Regions from separate parts of the Homo sapiens genome. Here region 1 is linked to region 2. Evidence: chromatin contacts called from ENCODE Hi-C or POLR2A ChIA-PET data. All regions are on one chromosome and are shown on one strand. Each heading gives the region's core, a stretch centred on a gene start or an enhancer-like site at or near the end of the contact. The rest is flanking DNA. Distances are from core to core; before and after follow the strand shown.

Evidence for each region. Hi-C counts contacts between places; a loop is a spot of excess contacts on that map. ChIA-PET counts read pairs that join two places held with the same protein, here RNA polymerase II (POLR2A). Pooled maps may share reads with other maps.
Region 1: a map with no recorded cell type shows a loop between it and region 2 (5-fold over the local background). The contact joins the promoter of RPL37A here to the enhancer-like site in region 2. A Hi-C loop is called at or near these places in 1 of 37 single-sample maps with no recorded cell type and 2 of 50 pooled maps. POLR2A ChIA-PET finds 5 or more read pairs at or near these places in 1 of 52 experiments (activated CD8-positive, alpha-beta memory T cell).

What each region holds. Positions count from the first base shown.
Region 1 is chr2:216,497,403-216,501,787 of GRCh38, forward strand. It overlaps RPL37A (ribosomal protein L37a), which reads left to right and starts at 1,442. Exons shown (of 4, transcript NM_000998.5): 1 at 1,442-1,475; 2 at 1,868-1,996; 3 at 2,547-2,629; 4 at 3,939-4,385. The coding sequence starts at 1,473. The coding sequence ends at 4,002. It overlaps RPL37A-DT (RPL37A divergent transcript), which reads right to left and starts at 1,350. Exons shown (of 4, transcript NR_183317.1): 1 at 1,205-1,350. RefSeq lists enhancers at 859-948, 1,129-1,518.
Region 2 is chr2:213,019,648-213,023,645 of GRCh38, forward strand. It overlaps IKZF2 (IKAROS family zinc finger 2), which reads right to left. Exons shown (of 9, transcript NM_001387220.1): 7 at 2,346-2,483. Among named protein-coding and RNA genes, the nearest start is that of MIR4776-2, 95 kb to the left of the region's middle. Within about 2 kb of position 2,749, at least 3 of the 41 ENCODE cell types and tissues checked have a DNase peak (open chromatin) inside an H3K27ac peak, as active enhancers do.

The DNA of each region.
Region 1 (4,385 bases), core at 192-2,691, 3.5 Mb after region 2:
TGTTACCCTCCAACAATTGTAACCATATGAAGTACATAGCTGTTTGCAAGTTGCTTTGATTTGATTTGATTCATATATATTTTTTGAGACAGAGTCTCACTCTGTTGTCCAGGCTGGACTGCAGTGGCGTGATGACAGCTTACTGCAGCCTCAACCTCCCAGGCTCAAATGATCTTCCCACCTCAGCCCAGGTATGCAAGTTGACTTTAATACAATTGTGAGGAAAAGTGAACAGGTGCAAAATTATTTGAGACAGTTAATATTAAGCTTTGGGAACGGAAGCTACTTGTTACCGGACTTCTGATTGGAATCAGGGCCACACAATGCCTTTCAGCTCCCATGGTCTTTCTTGGCCCTCTAATCATGGATTCTCTCTTACACTCTTATTCCAGTAGTTTTCTGAGCTTCTTATTCTCTGGATTAGCCATCCCCTGAAAAAAGGCAACCAAACTTCCTAGTGTGTGTGTTCTACGTGAAGAAAGAAGATCATGTGTCTAGTTCCAGAACACACCCTCCCCACCCCCGGCCTCAACCAGAAATCCAATTCTTCCCTGCTGACCCCTTTGAGAGACCTGGAGGGACAGAGAATTGACGGTGGGTAAAGGGTAAGATGTTGGAGTTTAAGGGTTCAGGCCTGGACCAGGAAGCTGTCTTAACAGCCTAGTGTGGGGCCATGGAAGTGAGTTCTGAAATGAAGTGGAAGGCAGGCCATCCGCACTGAGATGCAGCAGCTGGAACACAAAACTCCAAGGTGACTGTTAACTTTTCCCCAGCCTTCCAATCTCAGACTTTCCTCAGGAAACACCAGGCTCTTCTGAATTAGTCGCGAGCAGAACCATCGTCCTTTCCTTCAGAACTCTGACCAGTTTGAAACTGTCTAACTTCTTAATGTGGCTATATGATCGTTTGCAGCTGGCCTGCAACTTGTTCTGGGAATGGAACCTTGGATTTTAGTCACCACTGTCGCTAGCATCCTGCACAGTCAGCCACTTTTAGAGAGCATAATGCAGAGGGGGAAATAAATGAGATTTGGAATAGAGACGGGGTTTCACCCTGCTGGCCAGGCTGGTCTCGAACTCCTGACCCACCCCGCCTCCCAAAGTGTTAGAATCACAAGCGTGAGCCACCGCGCCCGGCCCCACAAATGTAAGATTTATGCACTTCTCCAAGCCAAGTGCTGTGCATCGAATGGAGGAACTCGTACCTTTGCAGGATTTTGTGATATATGTGAAATAATCCGGACATGCTTCTGCTATGGTTGTTTGTCGCCATAGTTTGCGAATCTGGGTAAACCTGGATGAGAGAGACGCCTTACAATTGCAAACATTTCTCAGGAGGCCGCCTGAAAACGCCCAAACCATAGAGCTCAGTTCCTAGCTAGGCCTCTACCAGCCACTTCCGCTCGTCCGCCTAATACCGCGCCTGCGCACCGCGTCTCTTCCTTTCTGGGCTCGGACCTAGGTCGCGGCGACATGGTGAGTGTGGGTCTCTGTGCGGCCTAGAACTCTATCTGCCTGCATCTGTCCTTGTTTTCTTCTCCCGCACCCATCTCCTCTCCTGCCTTACCCCGTGTTCTCTCCTGTCTCCATGCCTTTGCAGGAGACACCATTGTCGGAAGCTCCCCAAGGCGGAGGGGCGGGGGCGCCTTGGCTGGGCCTGGCGCGCTCCAGCCGGGTTAACGCCGGGCCTTCGGAGCGCGCGGCCAGCCCTGGGCACTGGTTTCGTTGGGTTGAATTTAGGGAAAACTAGGTCATATGTAATTCACATGTCGGTCACACGTCAGTGAGGTGGAGGAACGGTGTGTGGAGGCTCCAGGGCCTGCCTGGGTTCCAGGTCTATCACTGGTTTCTCCCTTCACTCTAAACAGGCCAAACGTACCAAGAAAGTCGGGATCGTCGGTAAATACGGGACCCGCTATGGGGCCTCCCTCCGGAAAATGGTGAAGAAAATTGAAATCAGCCAGCACGCCAAGTACACTTGCTCTTTCTGTGGCAAAGTAAGTAAGGCAAAGTCTCTGGTGAGAGGAGAGGGAGGGCAGGTTTCTTACCCAAGTGAGGCCTGACTTCAAGGTATTTTATAAGCCGTGTGCTGGTGGGCAGTTGGAATTACTCATACCGTTGATTATGAGTTTTAAGATAAAAGTGTTGATGGTAACTTCAGATTTTGTGAGACGTTTTTCATTTAAAGAAAACCGCTTAAACGTTAATGGGTAAAATAATCATTTGACAGAGTGCCCCCAGCCTAAGCCAAACCTGCTTTGTGGGAAATGATTCCATCAGTTTTGTCTACTGATGTTTCTGCACCAACTCCCAAGATGTCTGTGCATCTAATACCATTCTACTTGTTCTGCGAGGGATTTTTGTTTGATAAAGGTTTGAACGTTTATGTGCAAAATACTGCATTACAGCAATCCCTGTTTTGTTTTTGAGGGAGAAAGGGAGGCTTTCACATCCCTGACAATAAGGTGAATCCAAATTTAGACTTCTGGATGCTTGTAAGAGAAAATACTTACTTGGTTCATAGTGAAAATTGGTTCTCTTTTATAGACCAAGATGAAGAGACGAGCTGTGGGGATCTGGCACTGTGGTTCCTGCATGAAGACAGTGGCTGGCGGTGCCTGGACGTACAAGTGAGTCTAGTTCCTTGTGGTATTTGGAAGTGTGTGGACCACATAGGCCCAAATTCCAGGTTGCTGCTGGATGGGCTAGTTTTAACACTTTCTCAGGACTGAGAGAATAAGGATGCCTTTGTATTTTCAGGATTCTTCCGTGGTGGTTTATTTTCAGTTATTGAAAGAGTAAACACAAAACTACCAAAATAGAAGTCGGAAATCTAATTCACAGACTACTTTAGAATTTGATGGTCACTGGGCACATTGTTGTGAACATTGTCATGATACTGTGCAGGTCCATTAGTGGGGCTGAATCTACTGAACGTTGATTTGCACTGCAAGTTTTGATAAAAATAGGTGAAGGGGTCAGTTAGTTCAAAACTGTATTTGGAACTTGAGGCCATCAGGACCACCACAGTTTCGTCTTTCTGAACAGTATTAGACTGCTGCAGGTTTGTGAATCTGCAACTCAGTATCACCTGACAGGGCGATACTACAAACACTATACTACAAACTAGCATCTAGACCTGTGTTGTCCAATACACTAAGCACATATATGGCTAGTGTAATTAAAGAATTGGATTTTAAAGTTTCAGTCAATTTAAACTTAAACCGAAGCAGTGGAAAATGTTGAAATATATATATATTCCTTGTGGGGGTTTTTATTAGGGCAGAATGGAAAATGGGAACTAGAGTGCTTTCTTGGTTCTGATAGGAAAGTGAATTATTTATATACTTACAATACAGGATGGTGATTTTCAGGTATAGTTCCTGAATTTTATGGTAAAACTTTTGTAGTCATTTCAATAGCTGTCTTTCCCAAAGGCACTTTAGTGTCCGCTCTTATTTCCTTAATCATTGTTCTCACTGTATCATCTTGTAATTTATTCATTTCTTGTAATCTGTCCATTCCCTTTTAATAAGTTTAGGTCAGCCTCTTAGAACCATTTCTTTTTCATGGGATGGGGTAGGGGGAGTTAAAGCTTGCTTGTCCACAACTGAGTTACTTATAAAAAAAAAAGCAACTCTGGTTGAGAAATCAGATGCATGAGATTGTATGTCTAATTCTGCAAGATCCTGAAGGCATGGCTCTTAAAGGATGCCATCATGTAGTTTAGAAGCCACTAATTTCCGAGGAGTAATCTAATGTTGGTTAGATCTTTGGATTGACTGCAGCAAAGTATTGGTAGAGCAGTCTATCTCAGTATAATTCTTTCTAGGAAAATTTGGGAAGCGACTTTAACACAAAAACGAGGCAGATTTACTTATTTGCCATTTTCTATGTTAACATGCTTAATTATGTTGGAAACTGAATCTTTCTTTCCAGTACCACTTCCGCTGTCACGGTAAAGTCCGCCATCAGAAGACTGAAGGAGTTGAAAGACCAGTAGACGCTCCTCTACTCTTTGAGACATCACTGGCCTATAATAAATGGGTTAATTTATGTAACAAAATTGCCTTGGCTTGTTAACTTTATTAGACATTCTGATGTTTGCATTGTGTAAATACTGTTGTATTGGAAAAGCATGCCAAGATGGATTATTGTAATTCAGTGTCTTTTTTAGTAGTCAAATGGTAAAATGCAGCATAAGAATATAAGTCTTCCAAGTTAGATATGAGTGTTAGCTTTTTATAAGTCTGCTCCTGCCAGTTTGACTTTGAGATACATTGGAGCCAACTGTAAACTTTAGTTTTTAAATTACAGTTAGTTTTTTTGTTTGTTTTTGAGGCGGAGTCTCTGTTACCCAGGCTGGAGTGCAGTATACCAGTCTTG
Region 2 (3,998 bases), core at 1,499-3,998:
TCTATAAATGGTATCAGAAGCTACCCTCAATCCCTTCTCCTCTTTGGTTTTACCCTCTGCTCTACCTACCCAGTGCCCCTACCCCTTTCCCACTTTCCCCCACTTGGTTCCAGCTTCAGCACCACCTGTAAAGGGCCTGTGCCTACGGAGGGCTAAGCAATCTGGGGAATAGGGGGTAAGACTGAGGCCCCAGTTGTTTAGGGGACATATCTTTGCTTCTCTCAAAATATACTTGTTTAAATTTTTCGTTAGCATTTGATTCTCTAAAAGTTCAATCTGCCAACAGATAATTCAATGTTGATTATAATAATTTATTTACATTTTACCTCCCTATTACCATATAGTCTTTTAGGAGTATGTATGCAATACAGAATTCCATAAATAACTAGGAATGCAAAAATAATAAATAAAGTTGGAAATGCATAACGCCATCAAATGTCAGAACTGCAATGGGAGAATATAATATAGAAAAACTAGTAGCAATGCCATAAGGTGTTTTGGGGAAGATTTGGTATTCCCCCAAGCTTCCATCAGCTTCCAGCCTCAATTTACCCTTAAATCCATCAATTTAAATAGTAACAGTGTATTTGGTCAGCAAATGAAACTTCTAATGCTTAAGTTACTGCTGGTAAATAACAAATTTATAGGGAATAGCACATTTACTGTTATTCAGTTATTTAATGTTCTCAAATGTTAACAGTAAAGCAAACCATTTATTGGGCATTTATTACATATCCAGTCACATTTAATCCTCAAACCCAGCCTATGAGTGACACACCCAGACACGAAGTAGCCAGAGCAGGTTTGGCAGACTCCGAGACGCACCATTTTGTAATCTCTATGTTCCAGATCCTATGCTATCATCATCAGCCCAGGTAATGCAAGCTTGAAATATCAAATTTACCAAGACTTGATACACAGATAGGTTTGTAAAAAATGTTAATGATGATAATATAAAAATAAATGGACTTGATCACAAATCAATAGAATTAGATTCTTTAGATTATAGAAACTAGAAGGAAATGCTTCAGTTGTTCAGGATAACAAGAAAATTTTAAATTAAAAAAATTCCCAACTCAACAACACATAATCACTAGCTGTCCAACAAACACAGTTCCATAGTATATACTCTATAAAACAAACAGAAAACCCCAGAAATAATCCTTGACCTGGCTATGTATAAGCCAATACATAGATATTTATATTTTAAAAGTGACTGTCGCAATCCCCAACTATACCATTTAATACTGGGCAAACCTTTTTTAAATAAAAGATATACAAGTGGCCAGGTGCAATGGTTCACACCTGTAATCCCAGAACTTTGGGAAGGCAAGGCGGGCAGCTCACCTGAGGTCAGGAGTTTGAGACCAGCCTGGCCAACATGGCGAAACCCCGTCTCTACTAAAAATACAAAAACTAGCCAGGCCTGGTGGTACATGCCTGTAATCCCAGTTACTTGGCAGGCTGAAGCAGGAGAATCGCTTGAACCGGGGAGGCAGAGGTTGTGGTGAGCTGAGATCGTGCCACTGCACTCCAGCCTGGGTGGCAAAGTGAGAGTCCATCTCAAAAAAAATAAAATAAAATAAAAAATAATTTAAAAAAATAAATAAAAGATATACATGTACTAATAAGTTGAGATTTTTGTCTTTGTATAAATAAAACTTATCAGTAGACAAATCTAATTAGTAAGACAAGATAGACATTACAAATCTTAAGAACTGAAATTCATTATTTTCCTATATAAGGCTGATTATTAAAATTAACTTTTCAGGAACAGAGAATTATTCATTGATAAACCTTAGGGATTGCCTTCCTACCTGCCGTAGTGTATTTAGAGATCAGGATGTTTTGCTTGGAGAATGTTTTTTGTGGAGAGAGATGGTGTCTAATGTTGGTCTAGATTGTTTTGCACATTGTAGAAAGCAAAATCAGTAATTTCTCATAAAAATTAAAGGGCCGATTGGAGAAATTTCAAATTATATGACTGATCACTTACCTGAGATGAAAATATTCAAATAACCAATTCATTCTTTTAGGCAGCCTACAGACTAATGTGGAATCAGCTCTAACTATCTGGTTAGAAAAATGAAAAAGAAGAGTAAATAGTACCTTCCTTTGGTATATGAAAGGTTGGTTGTCATTATTATGCTAATTCAAACATTATCAGAAATAATTTGGGAGTATTGCAAAATTTCAATACAGATTATTTGCAATGTATCCCAAAGCTCAACTCATTTAAGTTAAAGTGATCTAAAATAGTTTTAAACAGCATAAGATTTTATCTTCATGTTGAACTACAAAAGCAGTAGGGGGAAATAAAAATGATGAATCCAGTTTCTACCCACCATGGTGACTCATGACCTGCCCAGCAGCCTCCATGCTGACATTCTGGAGATAGTTGTGGCAGCGTTCCTTGTGCTCCTCCAGTGAACTGCGCTGCTTGTAGCTTCGTCCACAGTAGTTGCACTTGTGAGGTTTACCCACTGTGAAGAGAACTCAAGGTCAGTGTGCTGTTAGTCTCATCAACATTCAAAGCAAAATCAATAGCTAACTTTTGATAGTCTGGAGGAAGCACTCATATAATTTTCAGACTTAAATCTCTTCCTCCTTTACATTCCAATTTTGGTAAGAAAAGATAATACATTTCTACCAAGACAAAGACAAGAAGACAGGTGGATCGTACCTCTGGCAACAGGGGAAATACTGAATCAAATTCTTGCTCTGACTGTATTCTAGACCTTGAGGGCCTGGTGATCAGTCTTCAAATTATCTCACTCTTAATACACTGACTCTCAGCTTTGACTCATTCAAGACAAATCAGGAGTATCCTAGATACATCAAGAGTTGTGGTTTTTTTTTGTTTGTTTTCTTTTCGGGTAAGGGCAGAGAATTTTACAGAAGAAAACTTAAAATGCAACAACTTGAAATGTCACAGTTTAATAAAGAGATTATTCTTGGGTACCAAGAAGATTAAAAAGAACTCAAGTGGTGAGAAAAAGTACAGATGAAAGTAGAGTTTCCTTTCCTTTCACCTTGGTAACAACTATTCACACATGCAAAATTTTGTGGCAGGTAAGTATATTCTCCCTCATCAGCTTTTATAATACCAAGAATTAACCTACTAGGTGCTTTGAGTCAGGATTATTACACAATATGTAGTTACAAAATGACAGTAATATTTTCCAAAACATCTCACATTAAGGAAATGAATTATTCCCTAATAGCTAGGGAGCCATTATCTCAGTGTCATTATCTCAATACATCTGTTAAAATACTAAGATGTTCAGTTAAAAAAAACCTTAAAAAACAAAGAAGAAAAATATAATCTCTATGGAAAGAAGCATGTTTTAATGCATGACTCTTCATAAGGACATCACAGAGCACTTTGACTCTTGGTTTTGAATGAATACAGAACAACATAAAACCCCAGGTGGTCTGTGCCAAAGCCCTCAATAGTAAAGCACCGTGTGATCCAGGCCCGTGTCTCTATTTGACTCCCAGAGGAATTATTTAGTTTTGCTCAGAGAATAACAGACAACTCTTTTTCATGACCAAAGATAGCATCCCTAACTCCAGTTAACTTATAAACCCATGCTATGACACTGGTCACAAGAGGAACTGAAATACTATAACAAGGCAAGGTATTCATGGCTGCCTGAAAGTTTCACTGTACTGATGAAAAAGAAAGCTACACCAAACCTTTAGATTGTAATTGAGGTACACATAAATTAAGATCAGTTATTTCATAATCATAATTGTTTGTAAACTATCATAAAAGTTATTTATGGAGTGATTATTCATTTTTTTAAAAATGCTTGGCAAACCAGCTTCTATTTTTTGGAACCATGGATTTCTGGGAAGTAGCTGAGAATACTGTGCAGAACTTGTATCACCATGTGACAGCATTAAAAATACAAAAAATAAGTTTTGCTGAAATCATCTAGTGTAAATACTATAAATAAATTTACATGTAATTATGTTCCAAGATATGGGACTAC